Linked DNA regions of Homo sapiens: all the other regions are linked to region 2. A link is a loop called in an ENCODE intact Hi-C map of the cell type or tissue named here. Cell type or tissue: GM12878. All regions are shown on one strand. Each heading gives the region's core, and the rest is flanking DNA. Links, peaks and the distances in the headings are about the cores only.

The links. A loop is a pair of places that touch in the nucleus more often than their neighbours do. Peaks named below come from ENCODE experiments on the same cell type or tissue, not always from the same donor. Only the 100,000 strongest peaks of a DNase experiment are listed, where the experiment ranks them.
Region 1: a loop joins it to region 2, with 3.0 times the contacts of the local background. A loop is called at or near these places in 2 of 110 quality-filtered maps.
Region 3: it touches region 2 in a loop (9-fold over the local background); 41 of 110 quality-filtered maps call a loop at or near these places.

Annotation. Positions count from the first base shown.
Region 1 is chr11:88,355,802-88,358,982 of GRCh38, forward strand. The region is part of intron 1 of LOC101929174 (a long non-coding RNA gene); the gene reads left to right. Among named protein-coding and RNA genes, the nearest start is that of CTSC, 20 kb to the left of the region's middle. RefSeq lists a cis regulatory region at 1,747-1,952. In GM12878, for the core only: no CTCF peak of the experiment used is centred there; a DNase peak (open chromatin) is centred at 1,640; H3K4me3 peaks cover 1,047 bases; H3K27ac peaks cover 2,320 bases.
Region 2 is chr11:88,542,385-88,546,440 of GRCh38, forward strand. All of the region lies in intron 8 of GRM5 (glutamate metabotropic receptor 5), which reads right to left. Among named protein-coding and RNA genes, the nearest start is that of GRM5-AS1, 40 kb to the left of the region's middle. In GM12878, for the core only: a CTCF peak has its summit at 2,150 (motif pointing left); a DNase peak (open chromatin) is centred at 2,167; H3K27ac peaks cover 634 bases.
Region 3 is chr11:88,014,479-88,017,659 of GRCh38, forward strand. It overlaps a transcript of RAB38 not described here. Among named protein-coding and RNA genes, the nearest start is that of RAB38, 160 kb to the right of the region's middle. In GM12878, for the core only: a CTCF peak has its summit at 2,132 (motif pointing right); a DNase peak (open chromatin) is centred at 2,173.

The DNA of each region.
Region 1 (3,181 bases), core at 682-3,181, 190 kb before region 2:
TGTCCTCTGACCTGTAAGGAGAGACCATTTCTAGCTTCCAAGAAGCTCTTTGCTATGGGAACAACCTTGAAAAAACAGCCTAACACAAGATCTATAGAAATGCCATGGAGAAATGCCTCTCCAAAGTCCTATTTTTTTTAACTTTTAAATTTTTTTTTTACTGTAAATATTTTTTAATGTTTTAGAAAGGGTTACTATTATGAGCACATGACATTCATTATGGTGGGAAAAACAGAAAGTTGGCTACGTAGTGACTTGAGTTTCTTCCTGCCTCATAAATGTCAGCTAACCTAGGAAAGTTTCTGACACTAGTTAGATGTAGCAACTTCTCTGAGCCGTTTCCATTAAATGACAGCTCAAGACATACTCTGTCTAAACTTGAATCTACTTTAAATTATATGATTTAGTTATTCCATGTAGCAGGGGCAAAAACCCAAACCTACAATTGAATGAATAATTGAAATTACTTAATTTAAAGGAAATTTCCCAGTCATAATATTAACAGTATATAGTTTAATTACTTGAGTCAAGTGATCCAATACATTATGCGCAGAAAGACCTTTATAAATATATTTTAAAATAAAGTTCAAGTAGTTTGACTCTATGCACATGTTAATTCCACAGAATATTTCTGGAACAAAAACAGAACTTGCAGTTTTGAAGATAAATGTTAAAAAAGTGTGATAAAAATTACTGGATAGTTAAACATAAGAGGCAAGGAAACTATAAAGTTCAAGAATATGTAGCTTATTTTCTCCATTCAAATCCAGTATGATGTCCTCAATTTGTAAGATGTTATGCAAAGAATATTGTCTCAAAATTACATTAGAGAAATAACTTTAGCGTTAGAAGACCTAACTTTGGCAGCTGCTTACTAAATGTATTATCTTGCGTAAATTCTCTGAGGTTTAGATATTCTCATAATAAAACAAAGATAATTCTTGGCTGGGAGCGGTGGCTCACGCCTGTAATCCCAGCACTTTGGGAGGCCGAGATGGGCAGATCACGAGGTCAGGAGATCCAGACCATCCTGGCTAACACGGTGAAACCCCGTCTCTACTAAAAATACAAAAAATTTAGCCGGGCGTGGTGGCGGGCCCTTGTAGTCCCAGCTATTCGGGAGGCTGAGGCAAGAGAATGGCTTGAACCTGAGAGGCGGAGCTTGCAATGAGCCGAGATGGCGCCACTGCACTCCAGCCTGGGGGACAGAGTGAGACTCCGTCTCAAAAAAAAAACAAAAAAAAAACAAAAAAAAAAACCCAAAGATAATTCTCACCTTAAAGAGCTGTTGTCAGGATCACATGTGATGATATATGTGAAACTATTTTGTAAACTGTAAGATTTATAATAGAAATGTAAAGGTTTATTACTACTAAACTGAGTGGTAGTGACTTTAATACGCAGAATATGATAAAGGCTGTGAGTTTTAAATACAGTGTGAGGAGAGCATGAAGAAGGGAACCATTAATTCTTCTAAAGGCAAGGAAGAGATTTGAATCTGAGGAGGAGAGGTTATAGCTAGTCTGTGATGGTGCAGATGTTTTGCTTTTAGAGTAAGAGCAAGAGTGAGAACTAGAGCTAGTGAGCAAGAGAGAGAAGGAGAAGATGAAAGAGAGACAGAGAGAGACAGAAAAAGAGAAACTGACTTAGGTAGGGTGACTTAGCAGAGGGAAAAATTTGGCAAAGAGATGAAAGTTTCTATTTTGTTTGCATAAAGTTTCAATGTGACAAAACAGTGAAATTTAGCTTAGGGGTAGCAATTTTTCTACTAGTTTATCACTGATGTCTGAAATTTCACTTTTATGATGAATTCCTTTGGGTCATTGAGAAAGCCCTCCCTGTTATACCAAGAATGCTTAGTCATTCCTTCTTCTGTACAACAGCTACACAGCGTACCTGCTTTCATCACCATATTGACTGCATGCTTCATTTAATTTATTTATTTGTCTGCCTTCCTTAGCATCTTTATAGGTGGTGGGCATGGCAGGAAGGTCCTGTAATTGACACTATTCAGGTTTAGAATAGGCTTCAATAAATATTTATTGAATGTAATTGCCTGTGGTTAAAATACAAACACTTCTGAGAACTGTAACAAAATACGCGTCATCAAAGTTAGCTAAGATTATTTTTCCCACAAAAATCCCTTAGGGATACTAGAAAAAGTGGTAAAAGATTTGAATTTATACAAAGCCCAGAGAGAACATCACAGTAGGAGGGCCCTGGGCCCTGAAGTGTGGGAGGTTTCCAGAGATTAAGAAAAAAGGAAAGGAGAAACATAGAAAAATAAAAAACCTTCATCCTCTTCATATTTTTTCTAAGAATCTGCTCTCCCAACCTTCAAGAAATTCATAGTTCTTTTGAGAAGAAAAGAGTAGCAAGCAGAAAACAATAAACAAGGAAGAACTTTATATCCGGGTTTTCCAAATTCAGACCATGTGAAGTTGATTTATGGAGTGGAGGAAGCAAAATGCATCAAAGACACATATTAATCAGTAGTATGTCTTCTATTCATGCATGACTTTCTCATATGTGCATATTAATAGACCCTGTTGCGATTAATAAAATACAAGTTATATAAGATAATTCAGAGCTATTTAATCAAAATATATGTTATTTAGCAACTAACTATAAAGGTAGTACTACCAAGTTGGGGAAAATGGAAGTTGTCATTGATAAACAATTTTTGTTTGAATAATTTAAAATGAAAATGTGGGAAGGACTACTGCACACCAGCTTTGAAAGACTGCTTTTGGCATTTCCTACCTCTGAGTCGTGAAAACTGATGTCAGGCCACACTCTACCATTAACTAGCTGGTCATTTGGGGAAAACCACTTTTTCTCACCAAGTCTTTGACTTAATTTTTCTGTGCTAGTAAAATGTGGATTAGAATAATCAAGAAAGAATATTTTATAATTGTGAAAAGTATTTGAATGAGATTCAGGCATGATAATTCCCCCGTATAAAGATTCACCAAAATTCCAGCGATGTGAAATTTGGTTATTTGAATTTCAGAAGAAAGGAGAGAAAACTGCTTTTATCAAACACCTGCTATTTCAGATATTTTGAATTACCTTAAAAATATAATCCTCATAGGCTGGGCGCAGCGGGTCATGCCTGTAATCCCAGCACTTTGGGAGGCTGAGGTGGGTGGATCACCTGAGGTCAGGAGATGGAGACCAT
Region 2 (4,056 bases), core at 715-3,214:
AGTAGAGGGCAAAGAATAAAGAAGAGAAAGAGGAAGAGCAAGCATACGTAACAGGCACTATACTCAGAGCTTTTTAAACATTGTTTCAAACATTGTCTCTTTACAACCCTAGGGAGGGGTATTGATGATCCTGTTTAAAAGAGATCTATTGGTCACAAAGTTTATAAATGTTGATGTTGGAATTCAAAGCTAGGTTCTTCTGTTTGTAAATGATATACTTAAACATATATTGTGTATTTTCTAGATACCTGGCATAGTACTTGGTTTTCTACTTGACATCCAGAAAATACATTTCACAGCCTCTCAACTCAAGGAGCTTAGAATCCAATGGGGATGATAAACATTGGCTGTCATAGACAAACAAATAGAGCACACTAAACTCATGGTAAAGATAATAACACCTGCCGGGCTTGGTGGCTTATGTCTGTACTCGCAGCACTTTGGGAGGAAGAGGCTGGTGGATCACCTGAGGTCAGGAGTTCGAGACCAGCCTGGCCAACATGGTGAAACCCCGTCTCTACTAAAAATACAAAATTAGCTAGGTATGGTGGCACATACCTGTAATCCCAGCTACAAAGGAGGCTGAGGCAGGAGAATCACCTGAGCCCGGGAAGTGGAGGTTGCAGTAAGCTGAGATTGGGCCACTGCACTCCAGCCTGGGCGACAGAACAAGACTTCATTTCAAAAAAGGTTAATAACACCTAGGTGTCCTAGAATGAAAAAATAAATCTCCTAGAACTAAAATGGAAAATGCCGTGGTGTAATTTGAACTTACCCTGGCCTGAGAGGCACAAGCTTGGCACACTGTGCACAACAACTATTTGTTAACTGCATAAGCGATAAGAGCTGATTAAGTGAAAAGACATGATATTCTTTATCTGTTACCTTTCTTTCTCACATGGGGCCTTGTAGAGCTGACCGTTTAAGCTTTCTCCTTCAAGCCTAGGAAGAGGGCAGGGTGCAGAATGTGTCATTGGAAGAAACAAATGGGTGCAAGCTGACTGCCTTGCTTGTGACTGTCACGTTCACCACAAATAAAATAGCAGAAGGTTTCTGAAGGCAGGGACCATGTATGTATCCCAGTGCCCACAACAGTGAGTGGGGCCTGGCAAGACTCAATAATAAAAAAAGTGCTGAATGAGAGAATAAATAAATGAGAAAGAAAAATATTATTTCAGGGAAGACATAGAGAAATCAGAGAAGAGGAAAAAAAAAACCCACAACCAGGACCCATACCATCATGTTATCCTTTTTTTTTTTTTTTTGAGGCCTTTCCTGTCCTCTCTCATCATTATTTCCCTTTTTGTATACCCACAAAGGATCGAGTTATCTATACTTCCTTACTAACATTATTTTTTATGAGTCTGAATTTATTATGAAGAGAAAAGTTATCTGGGGGAAGGATGGTATTGTATTCATTTTTATATCTCCAGTGCCTAACCTATCATCTAGCCCATAGCAGATAACATGGTTGCTATAGCTTGAAAATGTCACCAAAAGTTCACGTGTTGAAAACTTAATTGCCGTGTAACAGTATTAAGAGGTGGGACATTTAGGGGTGATTTTGTGAGGGCTCTGCCCTCACGAATGGATTAATGTTGTTATCATGGGAGTGGGTTAGTTATTGGGAGAGTTGGCTCCTGGTAAAAAGATAAGTTTGTCTCCCATTTGCTCTCACTCTCTCTCTCTCTCACACACACACATACACATACACATACACATGCTCTCTTGCCCTTCCACCATGGGATGACCCTCCCCAGATGCTGGTGCCATGGTCTTGGATTTCCCAGTCTTCAGAACTGAGAAATAAATTTCATTTAAATAGTGTTACCCAGTCCGTGGTATTCTCTTATAGCAACACAAAACAGACTAGGAAAATGGTGAAATGGTACCTGTTTATTATGATTGCTTGGGTCATAACATTCACTGAGCAGACAAGCCTTGCTTTCCTGTGACTGACTTCTGGTCACTCTTTTCTTTCCTAGCCCAGCCTTGTGTTTGCTGTCTGGTTCACATTTTAGACTTTTCTACTCCTTGTATTACGGACTTCCTTCATTTCACAAAGCTTAACTTCATTCTCCGTAAATGTGTGCATTGCCTCCTTGTGTCTCCTTGAGTGAAACTCCCCACTAACCTCTGTTTTGGGCTTTCTCCCCACTCCTGTGAGGCTCTGCTGCCCTCTAGGGGGCCTTGTTCATCACACACTTCTCAGGGCCCAGTTGGATCTGCACTTGGCAATACAGTCCTAGTGTAGGAGTGTCATGACAGTGCTGCAAAGCCTCAGTGCTCCTTTTCCTGCTCCTACAGTCCCCAGTATAAAATGTGTGGCTATATAATGCAGTTGATTTAGGAACATTAAACTTGGGCATAAGCAAGCAAGAAGTCTGTCAAGAACTGAAACTCATTACAAGAGGAGGCTGGAAGAGGCTACCACAGGGTCTCAGTGCTCTTGGTACCAACGAAATCCTTGGCTATGAGTATCACACCTGCATCTTGATAGTTTGCACATTATATTAAGGTTTGCACTATAGAATCCGGTAGCCAACTAATGAGAATGTTCTATTTGACGAATGAACATTGATTTACATCTTTGCCTGGGCCTTTGGGAGACAAAAAACTTCCTCAAAGAGATGGGACCTGAAATTGCTTTTTGCTAAACCCTCAACCAACATCTGGTTTCCATACCCAATGATGACTCTTAACTCTATCTAACCTGACTCATCTGCAACTGGAACTATTGACTACTTCTTCATCTTTGAAACACATTTTTCCTGTCATGCTATCACTTGTATCTGGGTCTCAGTTCTTGGACTTTCTTTATTTATCTAGTCTCTGGGCTCTGTTCTTGGTTCTTCCAAATTGTGCTTACAAACAAACCCCAAACTCTCCTAATTATTGGTCCAATTTTCTTGCAGTTTCCTGGACTTGTTCACTTAGATGTCTCTTAGAAATTTTAAATTTAATAGTTCCAAAAACAAACACATATTTCTTCAAACCTATTCTCTTTTACCTTACCCACCCCAATCCAAATTATTTCTAATTTAGTCCTATTATTATCAAATGCAGTTGGCCCCCCCTCCCCCACCCTTTGATTCTCTAGTCTGAACCTTTCTTTGAGCTCATAGGACATAATATAAACATGTCCAAACTTAGTTATCAATTTTACCCTTCAAACCTCTTCTCCTTGAGGTTGAATTACACAGGTCCAAATCCTCCATTCACAAAGGTAAAATCTAGCACCCATCTTTAAGTATTCTCTTTTCTTTATACGCAACATTCAATCAGTTATTAAGTTTCATCATTATACATTCTAGTTGAAACCATCGTGATTTCTCACCTATCCTGTTGCAATGGACATCTGATTTCCCTCTTCTCTTCTTGTCACTCTAAATTTTATTCTATCTACAGAAACCAGAAAGATATCTTGAACATATTAATCTTATGATGTAACTCCTCTTCTCAAAGCTTCCGAAGCTTCCTATCACATTCAGGACAATATACAAAATATATATTTTGTATATTGTCTGATCCCCAATCCTCACCTAGTCTGATCCCCAAATACCAGTCCACATTTTTCTGTTGTCATTCTCTCCTTTTCTCATTTTACTTTAATCACAATGGAGTTTTTGCTAGTCTCCTAAAATGAAAATCTGTTTCCTGCCTTAAGATCTTTTTGGTTGTTGCTGTCTTTGCTTGGGATACATACCTCCACCTCCCAGAACTCTGTGTGTCTTATTTTCTCGCTTCATTCTTCCTTCTCTTTAACTTATTCAGAAGGCTGTTCATGACACTGTATCTAAACATATCTAAAATTAGTCCCAAATCAATTTCACTGTAATACCTCATCTTGCTTCTCTTTTTTTAATGACAATTAATACTATGTATTTGTTTATGTTTTATTGGCATTCTCTCTGACTATAGTTGAAGTTCTTTGAGAGCTGAGATTTTAGGTTGTTCTTCATTTTATCCTCAAAGCATAGAACAGTTTCTGGCACACAGCATATTCTCAATGAATAGTTACTGAATGTGCTAATGAGTAAAGTCAAGATATTAAAT
Region 3 (3,181 bases), core at 682-3,181, 530 kb before region 2:
GCAAAATGACTTTCTCAAAGTCACACAGTTCAGAAGTGGCAGAGTTGAGATTAGAAGACAGATCTATCCTCCATGATTGTTACAACAGCCACAATCTGGATGTAACAAGTCATATTAATGGTGGTGGTCATTGCTAATTTCTCCCATCACCCATACCTACCCTGCTGGCAAGGCCTGGTTTGTACCCTGACAACCATGTGTTTTGGGGAGGATCCTTCCTCAATCCTTTTTACTGATGGGCCTTATTACCTGCATACTGATTGGCTTAAGAATGGGTGGGGACAAATTTGAGCCTCTCTTGATGTGCAATAAGGCCAGGTGGCAGAGACCAGGGCAACAAGAGGTACAACCCTCAGGGCACTACTGGAAATGTTATTAGAAATAGTACTGAGCAGTGAAGGACGGCAGGGCTTCTGTGGGAAACAAGACAGATATGGATGTGGCAACCTCTGGAAAGTTGTGGAGACACAACATCCAGGAATTTCTGAAAGTGAAATTGACAATCAAAGCAAATTAGTAACCAATAATAGATCGACCTTAAAATCAAAGTACCAAACACACCCAGTTGCCTGTATTTTTTTTTTTTTACAAATTTTTTCAGTTATAAAATCTCTCTACAATGTTGAGTCTTGGTGATAATTTAATTGCCATTATTTTTCTTAAGAAGTATGTGGCTGGCTAGATCATGGGCTAGTACTCATCTATCTACTCATCTATCTAACCAGCTATACAGTGAGAGAAATGAGAAGCTTTAGCTTTTCTCTTCTATGGTTCTCAAACGTGCTGAGTAAACTAAGTGAGCAGTCTTACAGGTGGAGACTTAGTTCCTCAGATACTCTTTTTATTTTTAGTTCATTAGGTAATGTAGTGTGGAGTCAGATTGTTTACTTTTAGTCTCAGATCCACTGACTACTCATTGTAACCTTGGGCAAGTTTTCTGAATCTGTCTTGGTCACTACAATATGGTTTGCTATAAGGATTGAATGAGATCATCATGAAGGTAAAGCACCTATCACATAATAAGTGATCGATAGGTATCAGCTACTATTTTGATCATTGCCTTGCAGGGGTTCAGGATATGGAAATGTGTTAATCATACTCTTGTGGTGATTTAGATGCTTGTTAGATCTACTAAGGGGGATAAGACTCCAGGAGAGGAAAGTGAGTTACGAAAACATTACAAATCAAAGCTAATATTTGACTCTGCCAGTAAAGACAGCACCCAGTCATCCTAAAAGCTCCCTATCAGCTGTTGCGTGTTCCTAAGCTCCTGGCTCGGTTAAAAAAATGTCTTGAGTCTTAGAGAAGAAAAATGTTTCCAGTTGGGCTTTGGAGCCTTTGCATGAGGACAGTCTGAAGGCTTTTCCTTTCTCCTCCAGCCTCTGTTCCAAGTAAAATGTTAAGACTTTAACACTGGCCACTTGGGAGGTCTGGGCTTGTGCATCAGAGATAGAGATCCTTGTACTTTCAGCCATCCTTCCACCATATCCACCACCTCCCAATGGGGTAGCCCTTGTCTTCAGCTAATATTTCGGCAATGTGCAATCTCCATATAGAAAAAAGCAGCAGGGAAAAAAAGCAGCTTTGATTTCTGCACCTGAGCTGTCCACTGAATGCCAGCTTCCTTTGCCTACTTGGTAGCTAACAGAATTCTGGCAACAACAATAGCTAGCTTGTTTTGCAGCAATCCAAACTTTTATTGTCTAAACAGGCAGAGTATGGTAGAAAGTATGCTACATAGAGGACTTCAAAGACAAGCGCTCCAGGCTGTCCACCCTTGCAATGATTACTTTAACATCCTGAACCTCAGTTGTCTCACCTGGTAACAGTAGAATGAGACAACCTATTTCAACAGGTTATAATGAGGACTTATATTCTCAATAATGTAAGTCAGAATATCTGCCTAAAGAATCTACTCAGATGCCTGTGGAATCTAATGAAAATGATTGAAGACTTGAAATAAAGATAATTTTTGCTTGTGGTGAAAGGAAACATCTTCTGATTAACTTCTTCCTGGGGGAACACAGGCCGGGGCACAGATGTTCTCTCCCAGCTAAAGATCCATCTTGCTTCCTAACAGACCTTGATAAGTCCATGGTCACTTTCACCTCCACCTTCCTGAGATGCCACAAGGGGGAGCACTAATACTTATAGATGACCTATCAATGTGCACTTTAGTCCATTTTTGCCCCATCAGCTATTTCCTGGTGTAAAAATGTTTTCTTCCTTAAAAGCAGGTAGATTCAAGCAGAATAAAGAGAAACTTAAACTCAGCAAAGAAAACACCATAGTTTTGGCCTAGTTCTGACACTGACTTGCTTAAGTCCCCTAACCCCTTTGAGGACTCACTTTTCTTTATTTGCAAAATTTATTCAAAACTTGCTGGGCACGAATCTGGGTAATAATGATTCAGAAATGAAGAGATTTAATCCTGCCTTCAAAGAACCCACAGCAGGATGGATTAAGCAGACTTGCAAACCAACAGTTACAAAGCAAAATGATAAATGTTAATAGGGAAAGATCAGACACTTGGAAGAAGGTGCCCCTAGGGTTTCTTAAGAGTCATAAAAAGCTTCACAGACAAGGCAAAGCTTAACTTCGAATTTGAAGGAGGAGCAGCAGCTTGGTAGGTGAGAAAATGAAGATAAGCACTGCAAGCAGAGAGGATGAAATACACAACCATGGACATGAGAGAGGAAAGGTCAGTTTACTCAGAATACATTTAGGGGTAGGATCAGAATTCTTATCCATTGGTCTGTGAATACTTCATGTATGATATTGTACCTATGTGCATAAATGTACTTTTCAGTGGAGAAAATCCATTTAGTGATCTCATCATATTCTCAAATTAGTTGGTAATAAAGGATATATAATATATAGACACATACACACACACACACACAAACGCAAAGAGAGAGAGAGAGAGGAGTTATATAATTTCTAAGGTCGTATAATCCACTTCTTCATTATATTTATTCACAATTTTAAAAATGTGCATATAAAGCTACTATTCATGGGTCTCAAGGACATCTGTCTCTAGTTCTTTTCTTATTATGCTATGATTCATATTTTGCTGATTAACTATTACGTACCCTAGTCTTACACTGGCTTCTTTATAACTCCCTTGAAATCTGCATTTGTTTTAAGACCCCTGCTTTCAACAGCCTTGGACAATTTCAGC